Regions from separate parts of the Homo sapiens genome. Here region 1 is linked to region 2. Evidence: chromatin contacts called from ENCODE Hi-C data. All regions are on one chromosome and are shown on one strand. Each heading gives the region's core, a stretch centred on a gene start or an enhancer-like site at or near the end of the contact. The rest is flanking DNA. Distances are from core to core; before and after follow the strand shown. Region 1 holds the start of CD27 (CD27 molecule). Region 2 has its middle 120 kb from the start of LINC03141.

Region 1 (4,337 bases), core at 1,141-3,640, 2.3 Mb after region 2:
AGAAAATACCATATGTTTTTATGCCCCAGCCAGGCATGGGGGAGAGGCTGACCCCAAAAGAGAAAGTGGTTGTGTGAGATTTCAAGGAAGATGTCAGCGGGCTGCATCCCAGGGCCTCTAGACAAAAGGAAGGGCCCAGCCAGGCATGGTGGCTCGTGCCTGTAATCCCAGCACTTTGGGAGGCCGAGGCAGGCAGATCACCTGAGGCTAGGTGTTCTGGTCCAGCCTGGCCAACATGACAAAACCCCATCTCTACTAAAAATACAAAAAATAAGCTGGGCGCGGTGGCTCTCCCCTGTAATCCCAGCCAAGGTGGGCGGATCAACTTGAGGCCAGCCTGACCAACGTGGCAAAACTCCATCTCTACTAAAAATACAAAAATTAGCTGAGCGTGGTGGCACGCACCTGTCATCCCAGTTACTCAGGAGGCTGAGGCGTGAGAATGGCTTGAGCCTGGGAGACAGAGGTTGCAGTGAGCTGAGATTGCATCATTGCACTCTAGCCTGGGTGACAGAGTGAAATGGAGGGAGGAAAAAAAAAAAAAAGGAAGGTCCCGTCCAGGGAGCCAGCCTAGGATGGGGAAGGCTCACCAGAAGTGGATGCAAAGAGTGCTGGAGATGAGCTCATTCTATTTGCCTAGGAAAGAAAAACGTCCAGAAACCTGGCCTTCCTCCTCTTGGCCGAGGCCCTCCAGGAAAGCCAGGCAGACCCTGCTCCTGCTCTGACCCCCTGGAGAAGTGATATGTAGAAAAGAGGAGATGGGCTTTGGCCCAGAGGACAGCAGCGTTAGGCTAGTGAGCAGTTCCCAGTCGGTTCAAGGTTGCTAGGCTCAGCGAACTGCAAGTCCCTGTTCGACAAGTTTCTTCCTAAAGGTCCCCAGTTCCTCATGATTCTTCTGAGGGTCTCATCCACCCTCCCAGGGCCTGCAGTCAGCTAGCCACCCCACTGCCCCATGCCTGCAGTGAACACATTTACCACAACCTGGAAATGGCTGGTGACAGAAAAGTCCTCACGGCCACAACACTCTCTGCGGTGGGAATTCAGGTGCCTTGCCTGATGGTGACAAAGCTGGTTTTGCATAAACAGCTCTCTGAATCACACCCAAATGTGGCTTCTGACTTGAGTGGACCCCCATGAAGAGCTGCAGAGGGGGCTGGGAAAAGACAAGAGAATGGAGAAAATGAGGAGAAAGGAAACTACAGAGTGAGATAGAGAACAGATCTGACAGGTGTGACCACAGCAGTGTGACATTTATGAACAGTGTGGAAACAACGGCAAAGCCCCTAAATTAAAAACTTCCTGGGGAAATAAGCCACTCCACATATCGGTTGCTGAGGAAAGAGTGGAGGAGGCTGTTGACCCGTGTGTGTCCCCATGACTCAAAGAGGGAAAAGTCTAGCTGTTTCCAATATCCCGAAATCAGTCTTGCTGGGAGAACTGGGAAAATAAAAAAGAGATGACCCCCGTAGGAAGCTACCTTTAATCCCAAGTGCCCAAGGCTAGGAGAGAAGATGCTCCAGGCGATCCAGGACACCAGTGACTGACACAGCCAGAGGTGGGAAAGGGGAGGATAAAGATGGCACAAAAGTGAGGAGTGAGCAAGGGTCTGAGAGGGAAGGCCATGTGGGCAGTAGGTGGCACCCACATCAGAGACTGACATGAGGATTAAAGGAGAGCATAGGTGATCGGTCAGAGTGTGACAGAAGAGAGGCAGCTCTACACCCCTTGCTTGCAATTCTGAGCATTCTGTAGCAAACTCGTTTGGCCATCAAACCAGACCTCAATTGAGACAAGGCTATTTAAGCTTCCTCCCAGTTGGTGTAAATATTCAATAGTTTTGCTGCAGAAATGTTGCGTTTGATTATGAGACTACCCCAACTCCCCAAGGGTGTTTTGTGGTGCTGGTTTCTGTATAAACCTGAAAAATTCTGAATTCCAAAACTTATCTGACCCCCAAAGTTTCAGATAAGAGCTTGTGGACCTGTGCTCAATTCTGGTTCTCCTTCCTTCTTTCAACTGTTGTCTGTGAAAGGAGGGATGCAGGTATGGGAGACAGGAGTCCTGCGAATTCGTCTGTAAACTGTGGACGGGGGGGTGGGTGGGGGGGGGTAACGTGGGCACCTTTGTGCACAAGTGCATGAATAGGAGGGGTGAGCAACTGTGTGTCCATCACCTTTTTGTCAAAGAAGCAGGAGTCAGTGGGCTACGTGCTTCATGAGCAGGAGAGGCGGAAACTAAGGAAGGCTCATGTGTTGGAGGAAGCATGTTTGAAGAGCAGCAGGTCTCACAGAGTTTGCTCTTTAATACTCTCCCCAGCACACGGAAGGGGAAGGGGGTGGAGGTTGCTGCTATGAGAGAGAAAAAAAAAACAGCCACAATAGAGATTCTGCCTTCAAAGGTTGGCTTGCCACCTGAAGCAGCCACTGCCCAGGGGGTGCAAAGAAGAGACAGCAGCGCCCAGCTTGGAGGTGCTAACTCCAGAGGCCAGCATCAGCAACTGGGCACAGAAAGGAGCCGCCTGGGCAGGGACCATGGCACGGCCACATCCCTGGTGGCTGTGCGTTCTGGGGACCCTGGTGGGGCTCTCAGCTACTCCAGCCCCCAAGAGCTGCCCAGAGAGGCACTACTGGGCTCAGGGAAAGCTGTGCTGCCAGATGTGTGAGCCAGGTAAGAGGGGGCCTTGGTAAGGGCCAGGTGAGTGGCGAAAGAGAGAGGACTGGGGTTAATACAGTAAATAGGCGCAGGGTGAGACTGAGCTCAAGCAAGGAGGGAAATCCTGCAGCTGTGGGGAGGCACCACCTTGAAGAGGGCAGAGAACCAGCCCTTCTCAGGCCTTGATCCCTTACCCTCTCCTCCCAGGAACATTCCTCGTGAAGGACTGTGACCAGCATAGAAAGGCTGCTCAGTGTGATCCTTGCATACCGGGGGTCTCCTTCTCTCCTGACCACCACACCCGGCCCCACTGTGAGAGCTGTCGGCACTGTAACTCTGGTGAGGTGGGCAAGGGTGTGTAGGTGGGGACGATGGACAAGCATCTGGGGGAGCAAGGCTGGTGACGGGTTTGGGGGTGCAAGGAGGATGACGGGGCCAAAGCTTTGGCCTTCTTCAAGGCTCACAGCAAGTGGAGCCAATGCTGGGAAATGCGGCACCCTAGGTGGGGCATGAATTAACGTGGGCAGACATCTAGTATTCCAGGAAAGGGATAAATAGAATTTGAGGGATTGGTGAGAACGGGTCTATGGATAGGATCAAGACAATAAAATGAGAGAAGTGGCTCTATGACCCCAGATTTCGGGCAAGCAACCCCCAACCAATAAACTGACTGTGTTCCCAGAGTGCACATGTGCAGGTTGGCCATTGGGAATTTGGAATACATCTTTCTAAGGAAATAACAAAGCAACCCAATAGGTAACAACCTTTTTTTGCACAAAAGCCAATTTGAGAAAATGAGTATGTATGTAGCCTGTGTTTTTATTTTATAGTTCCAAAAAAAAAGGTTTTTTTTAAACTAAGAAGTATAATATCTGCAGTTGTGCTTATGAATGCTGTTATTATTTCTCCATCTTCGCTACAATTTCAGAAACTACGGCCAGTATACACTAGAATAGCAGGCTTTAAAGTGGCCCCTTTGAACAAATGTTCTCTAGCAAGACACTTTTTAGAACCAGGTAACTGTAACTATTAAACTACCTACTTGCAAAACGTGTTTGGTGTCACTGGGTCTCTTGGTACTGGGTTTTGTTTTGTTTAGTTTAGAGACAAGGTCTAGCTCTGTCACCCAGGCTGGAGTGCAGTGGTGCAATCATAGCTCCCCACAGCCTTGAACTCCTGGGCTCAAGCAATCTTCTAGTCTCAGCCTCTGAAAGTGCCAGGATTACAGGTGTGAGCTGTAGTGCCTGGTCCCGTAAAAACAAAAACAAAAACCAACACCAGATGTGGTGGCTCATGCCTATAATCCCAGCACTTGGGAGGCCAAGGCAGAAGGGTATTTGCATATTTTGTAGAGACTTGAGCCCAGGAGCTTGAGACCAGCTGGGCAACATAGTGAGACCTTGTCTCTAAAAAAATTGGCTGGTCATGGTAGTGCACCTGCAGTCCCAGCTACTTGGGAGGCTGAGATGGGAAGATCACTTGAGCCCAAGAGGTCCCCAAGAGGTCCAGGCTGCTCACATCACTGCACTCCAGCCTGGGTAACAGAGCAAAACCCTTTTTCACACACACACACACACACACACAAAAAGCCAGAGCAGTGGCTCACACTTGTAATCCCAGCACTTTAGGAGGCCAAGGCAGGCGGATCCCTTGAGCCCAGGAGTTTAAGAACACCCTGGGCAACA
Region 2 (4,374 bases), core at 1,004-3,503:
AAGTGAAGAAGAAACAGGAGGGCAACTGGAAGTGGCGAGTCACCAACATTAGAAACGTTAAAGAGAGAAACGAGAAGCAAGCCTGGAAGCTGAGCGGAGGCCATAGTGATAGAGCAGGCAGAGTGGCAGAGTCCAGTCAAGGCTAAGGAGGAGGGAAGGACAGGAGAGTTAAGGCCCAGGTTTCACAAGCAGGAGAGAAAGCTGAGGCTGGCCAGCTACAAGCTAGAGCCCCACAGCCCAGCCAGATGGTAGCACCCAGCCTGGCTCTCCTTGTCTATCCTACAGTCGGCAGCTCCCTTGCCATCAGGCTCTTCCCAGCTTGCAGCTGCTCCCAGACACTGTCTCCTGGGGAAACAGCTGCTGCTTCCCCTTCCTGAATGGAGCTGCTCATGCTTTCCACCAGCCTGCTACTGGTCCAGTCCTGTGGGGAGACACACGCACGCACACACACGTATATGCACACCCACGCGAGCATCCATAGCTGCATGTCATCCCGGAGTTCTCTCTCTTCCTTCTTTCTCCCTCCAACCACCCTCACCCCAAGCAATGGCCCCAGCTGGTCAGCCACCAGCCCCTGCCAGCCTCTCTCTCCCATCCCCAGCACCCTACTTTCAAAACCTAAGACTTTGTGTTTCACGGGGCTGTCCCTAGGAAGAGGACCCAGGTTGACCTAACTAACACGAACGCCCCGTCCCCATGATGGTGGGTGGGAGGTGGGGGAGGGGATGGTAACTCTGCAGACTGCAGTTGATTTGCTGCTCCTGAGAGGACCCAAAACTTTTTCTTAAAGGGAAAAATGCAGAAAGGCCCCAATTCCTGATTGGCTATCAGCTGGACTCTGGAATGCCTCCATTACCGTATATGCTCACATATGAGATGCTGCAGCAAAAGAAAAGTATCCTATTTTCCAAGCCAAGGTGGAGTAAAAATAGAAAAATAGCACATTTATTTCCCCATGAAGGTCCTGTCTCTCTTCCCAGTCTCCACCCCCACAAGCATGACGACTGCCCTAGGAATCGTGATTTTGCAGGGGCCCTATCTTGGCTGGAAAGGAAAACTGAAATATACAATTGACAAGAAGGAGGACTTCTCTGATGATTTTCCTTGAGGCTCATCATTTAAACACACTACTATTTTTCCCGGGGCTTCTCATAGGCAAGGATATACGGTATTTCGCGTGAGGAATGTGCTATTCACAATCTCCCACCTTTCTGGATAGCGGAAGGGATTAAAATGATCTTATAGCTAATCGATTCTCAGGTCCCTGGAGCACCCCTCCCCCACAACCTCCGTGCCCCCAACCAGAAACCTTCCTGCATCCTCTCGGCCTTTCCAGCCAACCTCACATTCTTCCACCCCCACCCCTGGCCAGGAGGGCCAAACAGAGGAGCAGGGAAAGGGGGCAGGGAAGGAAGGAAGTTTGTGAGTGTCTGAATGTGTGCTCTGGTTACATTCCAAAGGCAAACAAAGTAAAATAGAAAACATTAAAGTTAGCTCACCATTGTTTTGTATTATCCATGCCCCGCAAATCTTCATTCATGTAGATAGCAACCAGTGAACAACATTCTCATCACAGAAGGTCAGAAATGGAGGGCCTCGGAGACTGTCATTATCTGCCCTGTTCATTTTACAGCAGACAGCTCTAAGAATCAGAGAGGCTGGGTAACCTGACTAAGGTCACACAGCCAGTTCCTAGCGCCTCCAGGGCTAGAACTTAGTTCTCCTGAGGTTTAGGCCAGGGCTCTGCTCTTTCCACATTCCATACTTGTTTTATTTGTTTTGTTTTGTTTTGTTTTTGAGAGAGAGTCTTGCTCTGTCGCCCAGGCTGGAGTACAGTGGCGCGATCTCGGCTCACTGCAAGCTCCTCCTCCCAGGTTCACGCCATTCTCCTGCCTCAGCCTCCCGAGTAGCTGTGGCTACGGGTGCCCACCACCACGCCCTGCTAATTTTTTTGTATTTTTAGTAGAGATGGGGTTTCACCACGTTAGCCAGGATAGTCTCGATCTCCTGACCTCGTGATCTACCTGCCTCGGCCTCCCAAAGCGCTGGGATTACAGGCGTGAGCCACCTGCCCGGCCCACATTCCATACTTGTTTTTTATTCACATACAAAAGTGCTTCTTGGTTGCCTCTGCCTTCAGTCAGCCTCGTGGTCTAAACCAGTTGATAGGGTAACAACATGGGGACCTTTGATGTTTGGGCTGCCCTTCATGACAGGAAAAAGGAACTACTAATTGCCCCGGTCTAGGTGCAGACTGAGCCACGTGCTGGGCCCTTTGAGGACGTGGGCGGCAGAAGTCTCACAATGACACTTGGTTGCACAAACCCAGAGCAATTGAGGGGAACTGAAATTTGATCTTTTTCCTTCTTTCTTTCTTTTTTTCTCCAACAATGTATGAAAGAGCCAGTGAAAACCCCAGCCAGACACACTGAATCATTGAGAAACACAGAAGCGGGAGGCGCCCATCCCTTCTTGGTGATGGGGGAGCTGGAGGGCAATGACTTCATCAGCTGTTGTTGCTGTCACAGTCCCAGTGTCGTGAGGCGTTCCCTGTTCACCTCTGTGTATCCACAGTTATGTGAATGGTTGTGTGCATGAATTTGTGGACAGGGGGCTTGGGCCTGTTTCTGTGTATGCGTGTGTGTGTGTGTGTGCGTGGTGTGTGTGTGTGTTCTTTCAAACACACTCACTTCCTCTTCTGCCGCTCACTGCCATAATGCTCCAAGAACCCAGCACAAGGTTTCCATTAGTGAAGCACATTTTTGTGCTATGGATGTTGAACCAGCGGGGAAAGAAAGCAGACTGTTGTCTGTGATGGATGGGTTTTCTAGAGAACTTCCCAGGGTGGTCCTTAAGGGGGCTGGGACGGAGGCATGCCGGACGCACAGCCTCAAAACATTCCCTTGTTTGGGTTTGACATGTGTGCTGGGGGTCTGTCTGCTCTGCCGCTGGGCCCTGCAATTCCATTCATCCCTGGGCCCTCCTTTCTGCCTCGATCCTTCCCTTCCCCCCAACATCCCTCACTTCCAGTTTACCTGAGTTCAGAAATCCCTTTTTCTCTTTCTAGAATAAAAAGTAGTTTGTCCCGTGTGCTTGCTTTTGGTTGTGTATATGGCTGCCCCTAAGAGGAAGGGAAGGTTGGGGGACCGGAGCTGATGTGATGTCACCCGTTACTCCTTCATGTGAACAGTCTCTGTGTATCTCTTCAGAGTGCTGAGCTTCTCACAGACGTTATAAGAATGATTTTCCAGGATCATCACCCTATGGGCGAATAGAGACAAGGAGAGATGAGGTGGATGACCCAGAAGCAACATCTCCCACAATGCCTGGAATACAATTAGCATGTGTCGGATAAATGACTAATAAAAATAACTAGGATTCTATGGAAACTGAGTTTATAAATCACTTTCCCTCTGCTCAGTTAGCCCCACTGTTTTAAAGCAGAAGGAAATAAGCCTCCAGGAGCTTGAGTGATTTGTCACGTGACCATTAAGTGGCAGAGTGGGGAAGCAAATCCAGTTCCCAGACTTGAGGTTCCCCCAAGATGTTTACATCTTATCACCGTGTTAGGGGAGCCTGGAACCACTATCCGAAGAAGGGCCACTGCCCTCAAGGTGCTTTCAACCCAGCTGGGGAGACAGAAGCTGCAGAGGAAATAATACAGAACAATTCAGGGAAATATCATACAGAAACACTTTGGGGACTCCAAAGGCCCCGGGAAGACAGGACTGCATTGGGGACCATTATCCCAGTTCAATGAGGAGAAAATGGAAGGGCCATAAAGAAATGGAGCAGTTCACCCAAGGTCAAATCACTGAGAACAAAGGCAAGTTAATGAAAGCCTTAATCCAGTTGAAGGGTTTTCAAAGAGCTTTTAGGAACAGGTGGGTGGCAGACTAGAGGCTCAGACCTCCCAGGAAGGGCATATCGCCCAGTCCCCCACCCACAGTCTTTTCTTCACTTCAACATAGGAAAGTTCTTTCCATCACTGGAGCAGAATATCCCAGAGTAAGTTGCGCGATATACTGTTAACTCAAAAAGTTTGATGAGGCCAGGCGCAGGGGCTCACACCTGTAATCCCAGCACTTTTGGAGGCTGAGGCAGGAGGATTGCTTGAGTCCAGTTCAAGACCAGCTTGAGCAACGTAGTGGGACCCCATCTCTACCAAAAAAAATTAAAAAATTAGCCTGTGGTCCCAGCTACTCAGAAGGCTGAGGCAGGTGGATTGCTTGAGAACGGGAAGTCGAGGCTGCAGTGAGCTGTGATCACATCACTGTGCTCCAGCCTGGGTGACAGAGTGAGACCCTATCTCAAAAAAAAAAAAAAAAAAAGCTATAAGGTAAAGCAAGTTTCAGAGTTACCTCATACTATCCA

What was found. Hi-C counts contacts between places; a loop is a spot of excess contacts on that map. Pooled maps may share reads with other maps.
Region 1: a pooled map shows a loop between it and region 2 (5-fold over the local background). The contact joins the promoter of CD27 here to the enhancer-like site in region 2. A Hi-C loop is called at or near these places in 3 of 37 single-sample maps with no recorded cell type and 2 of 50 pooled maps.

The regions. Positions count from the first base shown.
Region 1 is chr12:6,442,565-6,446,901 of GRCh38, forward strand. CD27 (CD27 molecule) reads left to right here and starts at 2,391. Exons shown (of 6, transcript NM_001242.5): 1 at 2,391-2,667; 2 at 2,860-2,991. The coding sequence starts at 2,532. CD27-AS1 (CD27 antisense RNA 1) reads right to left here. Exons shown (of 6, transcript NR_015382.2): 5 at 982-1,153. RefSeq lists silencers at 173-312, 413-492 and enhancers at 1,483-1,552, 1,573-1,622, 2,527-3,028, 2,573-2,632, 2,663-2,842 and 1 more.
Region 2 is chr12:4,133,763-4,138,136 of GRCh38, forward strand. No RefSeq gene overlaps it. Among named protein-coding and RNA genes, the nearest start is that of LINC03141, 120 kb to the left of the region's middle. RefSeq lists an enhancer at 969-1,574. Within about 2 kb of position 2,254, at least 7 of the 41 ENCODE cell types and tissues checked have a DNase peak (open chromatin) inside an H3K27ac peak, as active enhancers do.